Regions from separate parts of the Mus musculus genome. Here region 2 is linked to region 1. Evidence: chromatin loops called from intact Hi-C (ENCODE). Cell type or tissue: left cerebral cortex. All regions are shown on one strand.

Region 1 (5,000 bases):
CCTGAGTTCAAATCCCAGCAACCACATGGTGGCTCACAACCATCTGTAATGGGATCTGATGCCCTCTTCTAGTGTGTCTGAAGACAGCTACAGTGTAGTCATGAATAAAATAAATAATAACTCTTTAAAAAAACATTTGTACAAAAAAAAAAAGCCGGGCGTGGTGGCGCACACCTTTAATCCTAGGATCCCTGAGTTCGAGGCCAGCCTGGTCTACAAAGTGAGCTCCAGGACAACCAGGGCTATACAGAGAAACCCTGTCTCGAAAAATCAAAGAAAAAAAAAATTGTGAATTCAAGATTAGTGTGGTCCACACAGGGACACTGTACATTAGTACAAGATTAGTGCAATCCAGGGCTATATGCACTGGGACTCTATTTCACAAAGCCAAGTTCAGTGTTAAGAGACGCTATTCACAGTGCTTCTGAGAATACAAAAGAATGCAAAGCCTGTTCTTGTGTGTGTACACTAATGCACATTTGCCATGGCACAGGTAAGAGGACAACCTTCCAGGAGCTAGTTCCTGCCTTTAGCAGGCTGTGGCGGGTCTATTGCTTCGGCTGCTCTCCTAGATGCCACCACACTTGGTGTTTCACTTGTGTTTCTGGAAAGTGTGAGGCGTGAACAGCAGCGGCTCTACCCATTGAGCAATCTCCCTGACTCTTCCTTTGTACTAAGACAGCCTGTGGCCTAGGCTGCTCAAACTGGCTTATGTGGCAGGGCCAGATCTTGAACTCTCCAGATCGTTCTGTTTTACCTCCCAAGTATTTCAATTACAGAACAAATCAGCAAACCTGGATGTAAAACACGTTTTATTTTTATTTCTGAATATGTGTATATGTCTGTACACACAAGTGTGTTGGCCCATTAAGGCCACAGGTATCAGGTCCACATGGAATTAAAGTTACAAGAAGCTCTGAGCTTTCCCATGTGAATGCAGGGGAACTCTAAAAAGGCAGTATCCACTCTTACGTACCTAGCCATCTCTTGAGGTCCCTAAACAAGTTTTAAAATGCTTAAGAACATTTAAGCCAGGTAAGTATCCCAGTTTAAAAAATAACAGTGTAAGAATTTGTCTTAAAGGAAAGGGAAGAAATATGTAATTTTTTATATATGTATTTTGCCAAGTGCTATGACCACCCACCAAAACAGTAAAATAACTTAATGTTTAATAAAGAATAAATATTTTTTAACAAAACACAGAATCTATACTAACTAGAATGTGAAGTTTAAAAATAATTATACTGGGTCTCTTTCCGCCATCTTGGCGCTTGTGGAGGCCTGCTGGGAATGGGAACAGGACTTCTAAAAGCAAGTCTGTCTGGAAGGAAGGCTGTGGTGCAAGGCCATTTTTGCTGGCTACAAGCGAGGTCTATGGAACCAAAGAGAGGCACAAGGCTGTTCTTAAAATTGAAGGCACGAGATGAAACGGAGTTCTGCTTATGTGATTATGTGTATAAAGAGATGTGCTTATGTGTATAAAGCAAGTGACTCCTGAGGCAAACCAAACAAAACCAGAGCGATCTGGGGAAAAGTAACTCGGCCCAAGCAAACAGTGGTGTGGTTCCAAATTCTGAAGCAACCTTCCTGCAAAGACCATTGGACACAGAATCCGTGTGATGCTGTTCCCACCCCGGATTTAAACTAATGGAGAGTTAAATAAATAAAAGTGGATTTGTAAAAAAATTAAAAATAAATAAAAATGATTACACTGGTCTGGGTATGGTGGCCATGCTTCTAAACCCAGCACTGGGAAGGCAGAGGCAGGTGGATTTCTGAGTTCAGAGGCAAGTGAAGTTTAAGGCTAATGAGATTTACACAGCTAGACCAGAGTTACACAGGGAAACCCTGTCTCAAAACCACAGACCTGACACAAATAAGCACTAGTCCAGATCTACTGCACAGACACAGTCTCTCAGCTACCTGAATCAAGGGTTTACAGTCTTTCTTTCCCAGTTTAGTAATGTGCTTACCTACATTTTACTTTAAAAATTATTATAAAAATCAGATTTACCATTGGGTAGTGACCTACACCTTTAATCCCAGCATGTGGAAGGCAGAGGCAGATGGATCTCTGAGTTTGAGGTCGTCCTAGTCTACAAAGCAAGTATTAGAATAGCAAGGACTACTACAGAGAAACCCTGACCTAAAAAAAAAAAAAACATATAAAATAAATGAGATTTACCTTCTGCTTGTTTGTTTGAAGACAGGATTTCTTCTGTGTAGTGCTGGCTGTTCTGGAACTAGCTCTGTTCACCAGACTGGCCTAGAATTCTGAGATCTGCCTGCCTCTGCATCCTAAGTGCTGGGATTAAAGGTGTACACCACTAATGCCTACCTTTTTCCTATGTCTCTTCTATTCTCCTTAAATTTAGGTTATTTAGCCATAGAAATTCTATAGTTCTAGTCACTTCCCAAACCAGAAAACAGCACTATCAACATAGTTGTACTGGAGGCACTGAGACACTGCACCTGAACTACATAGGCACTTTAATTTATATATGTACAAACACAAGACATCAGAGTTAAAGACAACCAGAAAACTTGACTTTGAATGCCCAAACCTTTTTCATTTTATATTTATTCATCTATTTGTTTGATTTTTGAGACAAGGTTTTTTTTCTGTGTAGATCCTCTCTCCCCCAATCTGTCTTAAAACTAGCTCTGAAACTCAGAGATCTGCCTGTTTCTGTCTCTCAAGCACTAGGATTAAAGGTGTGTGCCACCATGCCCTACACTGCAGACCTTTTACAGACAAGGTCTCCCTCTAAAGGCTAGGCTAGCCTAGAACTCACTCTCCTGAAATGCATGGCAATCCTCCTGCTGTTGCCCACTAAATCCTGACACGATGGATATAAACCATCACACCTATAAATCATCACATTACATTTCCCACTTCAAGTAATTATTTTCAGTCTCAATAAGTTTACTAATTTCTGTTCAGAAATTTAAAATTTTTACTTGTTATTGTGTGTATATACACAATATATATGTCTACATTTTCAGTTACCTTCATTGCCTTTGGATCAAGCTTAGACCAATGGGTAGGAGTGGCGATCTCTTTAACTTCACCATCATCCTTCTCTTCTTCATCCTAACATACAAAGTTGAGAACAACATTACTATTCTGAAACCTAGAAATACATAAGTAATTTATTTTTTAAAGTCTGTTGCTGATCTGTGCAAGGTCACAATGTTTCAGATTGTCTTCTCCTAAAGTTATTATTTAGGCAAGTCCACATCCATACATTCTACCACTTTTAACTGACCACAAAGACATCAGCCAATCAAAGCCAGATCTGTGAAACACAAAAGGGTGATAAATTACAACACAAAGGATATCGGGATACACAGACACTGCCGGTCTCCACTAACCACACAGTGTGTGATCTTGCCCCAATTTTCAAACCACCCAAAGACTGATTTAGGCAGACCTTTGAAATGTACCCAAGACGTTGCCACATAGCCTGAAATTTCAAAGCTCTCAGACTTGTGGTTGTCCAATTTCAAATATCCATGACTAGAACTGATGACCGTAAAAGAGAAAATTTTTATAATTTGAGAAAATGGCAAAATGTTTAAAATGGCTTAATACTGAATCTTGCTCAACAACTGGTGCCAGGTTCCAGCAAATAGACCTATGATAAAACAAACTTCTGTGCACTGTAAGCACAACTTCTGAGGTCTCAGCACTCTTAAATTTAAGTCAGCATAATAGACAGATTTTTATGAGAAAAGAAAATGCAACTATACTGCTGAAAGCTGGATTACCAGTCGCTGTTACCAGTTATGTTCCTCCATGTGTGTCTGTTATGTAGTGTGTGGTGTGCATTTGTGCCTGTGTTCCTGTGCCTGTGAGAAGCGGAAATAGAAAAAGGGATTAGCGTTCAGTGCCTGTTCTCCATCAGCCTTCTTGCGTTCACCCTGAAGCTTCTCGACCAGCTGCTGCTTGTATCCTCGGGAGAGGGTTTCCCACTCTGAGCGGGTGGGAAGGCAATGCCAAACATCCGGGAAAAATAAAACCACTGTCTCCACATGAGCTGGAACTGTACGCCCCTTGTGGGTCTCCTCAGGGCGATGGTAGCGAATCTCTGCAAAACGGTACCTGTTGCAAGGGAAGAAGCATGTTGGAAAAAAAATTCTACAATACATTTTAAAGACCCTAGTTCACTTGTAGCACATCAAGTAAAGAAATTTTGCTGCAAGAACTTGAGGTTGGTCTAAAGAAAAAAAAATTATAGAAGCCATAGTTCCTCTTTTGGTACATTTGGATAATAGTTTATTGGTTAAAAGAATACATTTCCACAAAGAATTTTCTGATATGTTTACAGAGCTACCCATATTTTATAGAATACCTGAAGAAGCTGGAAAGCTGTTCAGATTTCATGTGCTAAAAAAAGAATATTCTTAATTAAATTGTAAGAAAAACACTAAAATACACAGGACAAATAAGCCTCAAGAGAAAATATGGCTGAACAAAAATAATCAGCAACTACATCACTTTATAACACAGGAATTATAATGAAATGAAGTTCTCTCTGGACGATCTTCTCCAGCTATACATGAAATGAAAAGTATTTTCAACATACATCCAATTTCCAAAGTACAGCATAATGAAACATTTAAAACTTCAGTGTATTTTGATTAGTTCTTAAAGCCCCTTCCCCCAAACATTTTGGCACCAAACAAACTTTTGCTACAAATGGGGATTTTTCCTTTGAGATTTCCTGCATGACCAGTGTTGATAAAATAAGGAAAGGGGAAAGGCTGATTGACAAGAACAGCTACATAAACTATTAGAAGACCATTCCTAATCGAGAAATGAATTGGTACTTACCACTGTGTGCATACACTTAGATCAATGCCTGTCAGAGCCTTACAACAACGAATGGCAGTTTTAATCAACACAGAGGGATCTTTTTCTGGGTTTGGTCCATCCAGCGAAGGAGACCAGTGGCCTCCAATGGCCATGGCTTCATCCTTGCCTTTCATTCCCACTA
Region 2 (5,000 bases), 140 kb before region 1:
AATCCAAATGAAAATGGTCCTTCTGATTTCTTTAAAATATTAGTGAGAACTGGGAACACAGGTCTGTGGAATGGTACTTGCTTATGATATACAAGTCAAAGGGTCAGACCCTAGCACTGCAAAAGACTAAGATTCCAAAAGTTAAAACAGGGATAAGAAAGTTTTTCTCTCACAGAGTTGAGAGATAATAATAATTTCTAATAAACAATCTGGTTAACAGCTTTTAAGATACAACAAGTCTATAGTAATTTCAGACAAATAACAGTTCTCAAAACATTAAAAGAAATCTTAATCACTAAGATTAAGCTTTAAGATGGATAGGTAGCCACACCTTTAGTCCCAAAACTCAGAAAGCAGAGGCAGATGTATCTGAGTGTGCCAGCCTGATCTACATAGTGAGTTCCAGGGCAGCCATGGCTATGTAAAGAGACCCAGTGCCAAAAAAGGAAAAACAAACAAAAAAGCTTTTCATTTTACTGTAAGTTTTCATTTTACAAGTTCATTTTACTGAAAGTTACTCAGGAACATGTTTGTTATCTTAGAAGTAGAATGAAATTAAGCAAGAGCTCAAGGCTAGCCTGGGCAATAATGAAATATTGCCTCACAGAAAAAGATTATCATTAATCTTGTTAACAACCAATAGCAGAGTACAATAAATAATCTGTATTTCCAAGAGCTGTTTAAACGTTACACACATAAATTAGTCTTAAAAAATAAACACACACAGTAAGTATGCCATAGCAGGAATTTAGATCACTTAAGTCTTAGGGTTAATCTACTTGCAATCCTAACATTCATTAAATGGTCCTGGGTTCAAGGCCAGTCTGGGCTACATAGGAATACCCTGTCTTAAAGTAATTATAGCAACAAAAACTTAAGTATTAGTCAAAACAGAATGACATGAAGCTCTGAAGGAATATATCATTTATATAAACCCACAATTGTTGGGAACAATCCAAAACTGTGATAAAATCGTATTAATCATCCATAAAAAGAGGAGGAGACAGATCATTGAAGTCTTTTTTTGTTTGTTTTGGTTTTGGTTTTTGGAGACAGGGTTTCTCTGTATAGCCCTGGCTGTCCTGGAACTCACTTTGTAGACCAGGCTGGCCTCGAACTCAGAAATCCGCCTGCCTCTGCCGGGATTAAAGGCGTGCGCCACCACGCCCGGCTGATCATGGAAGTCTTATGAACATAATCCTACCATATTTCCTTTCAGGAGGCACATTCTGGTTACGTGAGACACAGCATTACTACTGAGCTTTCTGTTAAGTTCCTTCCAAGCGCAGCTGACATCCTGTATTTCTTCTGGGCTCTCCAGAGTCATGGTCACAAACCCCTTTAGAAATAAAAGTCCTATTAGATTTGGGAGAAAATCAGCAGCAGGACAATGAAGTTTGACTACGGTGCTTCCTGAGTCAACTACACAGGTCCCATGCAATATCTGTGTGGTATCTGAGTGCCAACAGCACAACATGGCTATTGAAAACTAACTTCACTGAAACTATACTAGAAGACTACTATTTACATGTTCTGTACACTGCTCTTATAGAGCACACAGAGACTATGTCCTACACATTACAAGACAGAATTAGATCAGAACATCACAGGAAGAGTTGGGAGGAAAAGTAGTAAAGTAATCAGGAAATGTTAAAAAAGCAGTTACTTAGCAGTGAAAAAAAGACATCAATATCTTTAAATTTTTGGAGGACTACCACATAAAAATAGTGACGAGTTCCTACAATGTACCAGAAACCACATAGGGAATAAAGATTTTATGACAAACAGACCTTCCTCTCCTGGACATAGCCTTCTTGTGGGGAGTTGAGGTAGAGATAGTAAGAAAGTTTATACAACACCGGCGATAAGCGGCAGGAAGAGTAACCCAAAAGGGCTGGGAAATAGAAAAAAAAGGAAGAAGAGGACCAGGATAATCAGGAAAGATTTCTCTCATATGGTGATATCTGAACAGAGACCAAAATAAAGGAGGAAGCCAAAATAAGAGGAAGGGGGCCGAGAAAATGGGTAAGCATGAAGAGTTGCAAGAGTTGGTAAATGAAGAAGGTAGGTCAAATAGATTCAGATAACTGGAGAAGTCAAGAGAGTGATAAAAAATGAAGTCATACCAGTAGCAAGCAGAATACCCCGCAGGACATGCACTACAGGTCATTCATTGTAAACATCAGGGCTGGAGAGACAGCTCAGTGGTTATAGAGCACTGGCTGCTCCTCCATAGGACCCTGGTTCAATTCCCAGCCTCTATAAGGTAGCAGTCCCAGGGACCTGATACTCTCCACTGGCTTCCTAAGGCATTGCATGCATAAGGTTCAGGCAAAAACTTAGACATGGGGTGAGAGGGAGGGAGGGAGGGAGGGAGGGAAGGGGAAAAATTTCAAGCCATTAATACCTTGTTCCCAAAATACTTAATTACAAGTCAAATGACCTATCTAATAAATGGTTGGTTCTTGGTCAGGCTGGCCTCAGACTTGCAGTTCTCCTACCTCTGCTTGCCAAGTACTGTGAATGCAGATAAGCATTTCTGTGGCCAATCAAAGAATTTTCACGGGACAGGGATTAGCTATAAGTGACCTCAAAAGTACCTTAACATTGTCTTTAAAAGTACAGTTTAAAAATTGTTTTTTTTTTTTTTTTTTTGGTTGTTTAGTTTGACAGGATTTCTCTGTACAGCTTTGGCTATCCTTGAACTCAGAGATCCCCTGACTCTGTCTCCTGGGAGAGGCACTACCACCATCTGCCCTAAAAATTGTTTTTGTATTTGAGAGGCTGAAGCAGAAGAACTGTTGTGACTTCAAGTCCAACCTGAGATATATAAGACTTTATCTCTAAAATAAAATAAAATACACCAGATGGTACACAGTGGTGCATCCCTGAGCAAGGGGAATCTCTGTGAGTTCTAGGCCAACCCAGCCTGCACAGTGAATTCCAGGCCAGCCAGGGGTACCCATGGGGTTGATATTTCTTTTTTGGCACAAGTTTTCGGTATGTAGCCCCGGATGGCCTAAAACTTTTTATGTTCAACAGGCTAGTCTCAAATTTGGAAGTCCACTGTCTCTGTTTCCTGAGTACTGAGATTACAAATATGAGCTACCTTTTCTGGCTTTTCTCCTGGTAAATATATTTTATATATTATATTTTATTGTATATTATATAATATTTATATTTTATATTTGATGAAATTTTAGGGATGGTCTATCTACTCAGTGCTAAAGGATGACCATATACATTACTATTCAGAGAGTAAAATAGTTTTAAAATGAGTTTTATAAGGCAACTGATATTCCTACCTCCCTTGTCCCCTTTTAAGGCTCATACCCCCTACCTCAACCCCACTTATATCCCAGTTAAAGTAACAAATCTGTGACCCATTTGCAACGAATGGCTGTGGTGTGGTATATCTGCTATCTGACACTAACCTGGAGGCAGGCCATATGAGTGCCACGCATATACTCACTCAAGCACGTCAACACCCCTGCACATCCTTACTTTGCCTCACTTTGCAGATCCTTGGCAACTAACAAAATGAAAACTCCAGCTTCAGTTGGTACCACACGGTACAAAATAAGGACTTTCTTTTCTTTATCTAGAAATCCTTCAGACACTTTTGTGAAGATAAAATAAACTAAATTCCTAGGAGGCAAGGAAGCCACAAGCCATGCCTGTGCTTAAGATTCTATCAGGGTGGCTGACAGATAAAAACTTAAGTAAGATGGTATATTGCAAATCCAGAGCAAAAATTATATTTGGAATTTTTTTATCTCCCCACTTCAACTTCCTACTAGCCTTTCAACACCTACCTCTGTATTTGACCTAACAGTCTTTCAACAGTCCAGTAAAACAAAACCCAACAAACTTCACAATCTCAGCAGACCATAGCTTCTATGAATCTGATAGCTGTATCATCAAATGATTTCCTCACCTGGCTATAACCCGCCTACCTGATGTCCCTAAGAGTGTATGTAGCAAATTTTCTGACATGACTTTCTTCTGTGACGATGAAAGTAAATGAGACCACTTCTGTGGTGGTACATATCCTTCTTGTCAAACTAAATCCAAATCATGGTAACTGGCATACAGCTCAAAACTAAACTACTTCATATTCCCTTTGGAGTGAGAGCTATGCTTTGTATGGACAGAAGCAAATCTACAGATATTATTAACATGGAACTATCTTTGTTAGCAGATTAGACTGTGATATTTTAATTAAGTAGAATGTCATTATTTTTTGAAGATACAAATTAAAATATTTAAGAATAATGCCTTCATGTTTCAACTTTCAAATAGTTTACAGAAGAATGAATGTAAAACATAGGTTACAGAATACTAACAGCTGTTGAATTAATGTGGATGGTGTTTATTTTACTAGTATTTCTCCCTACTGCTTGGATTGCAGGCTTGTATATCAGATGAGAAGAGGAAGAGTTTTCTAGACCGAAAAAGGGAAACAACAGCAACAACACCCCAATATACTGAAGAAATCAATGAAGCATTTCAGTGATGTGCTATAACCTGCTACAGCTAAGTTTTAACCATATCTAGCCAAATACCACTTCACACTTTTCTACCTTATCAGAAGTTATCAAAGATCGTGGTTCAAAGCTTGATGCACCAGAAATGTGAGCTAATGCTGCAGCCAATGCATCCACTGCCCCCTTCTCTTCTATCAGTCTTTGAGCTGATGGTCGGAAAAAATCAACAGCAGCATAAGAAACAGAAGCCAGAGACCTGTGGTTTAAAAAAAAGTAAATGTTCTTGGTCAGGATACAGGGGAAAAGGTAAAGACAAAATCAGGAATGGGAAAAGTAACATTTCATAGAATAATGTAACTAAATGTCTTCTGGTAAAGCCCTTGACTAGCATTTTCTCAAGTTTGGACTAGGAGAGCTTACAGATGAAAGTCGACTACAGAAGAGGGGTTACTCAGCAAGGTCAGAAAGCGTACCTGATGGCATCCATGCTTTTAGATTTAACTAAATCCATTG

The links. Peaks named below come from ENCODE experiments on the same cell type or tissue, not always from the same donor. Only the 100,000 strongest peaks of a DNase experiment are listed, where the experiment ranks them.
Region 2: it touches region 1 in a loop (2.8-fold over the local background); 21 of 42 quality-filtered maps call a loop at or near these places.

What each region holds. Positions count from the first base shown.
Region 1 is chr10:62,760,430-62,765,429 of GRCm38, forward strand. It overlaps Ccar1 (cell division cycle and apoptosis regulator 1), which reads right to left. Exons shown (of 25, transcript NM_026201.3): 13 at 4,838-5,000; 14 at 3,895-4,105; 15 at 3,011-3,094. Among named protein-coding and RNA genes, the nearest start is that of Snord98, 2.7 kb to the right of the region's middle. In left cerebral cortex, no CTCF peak of the experiment used is centred here; no DNase peak of the experiment used is centred here.
Region 2 is chr10:62,620,185-62,625,184 of GRCm38, forward strand. Ddx50 (DExD box helicase 50) reads right to left here. Exons shown (of 15, transcript NM_053183.3): 11 at 4,961-5,000; 12 at 4,584-4,743; 13 at 1,205-1,339. Among named protein-coding and RNA genes, the nearest start is that of Ddx21, 20 kb to the left of the region's middle. In left cerebral cortex, no CTCF peak of the experiment used is centred here; no DNase peak of the experiment used is centred here.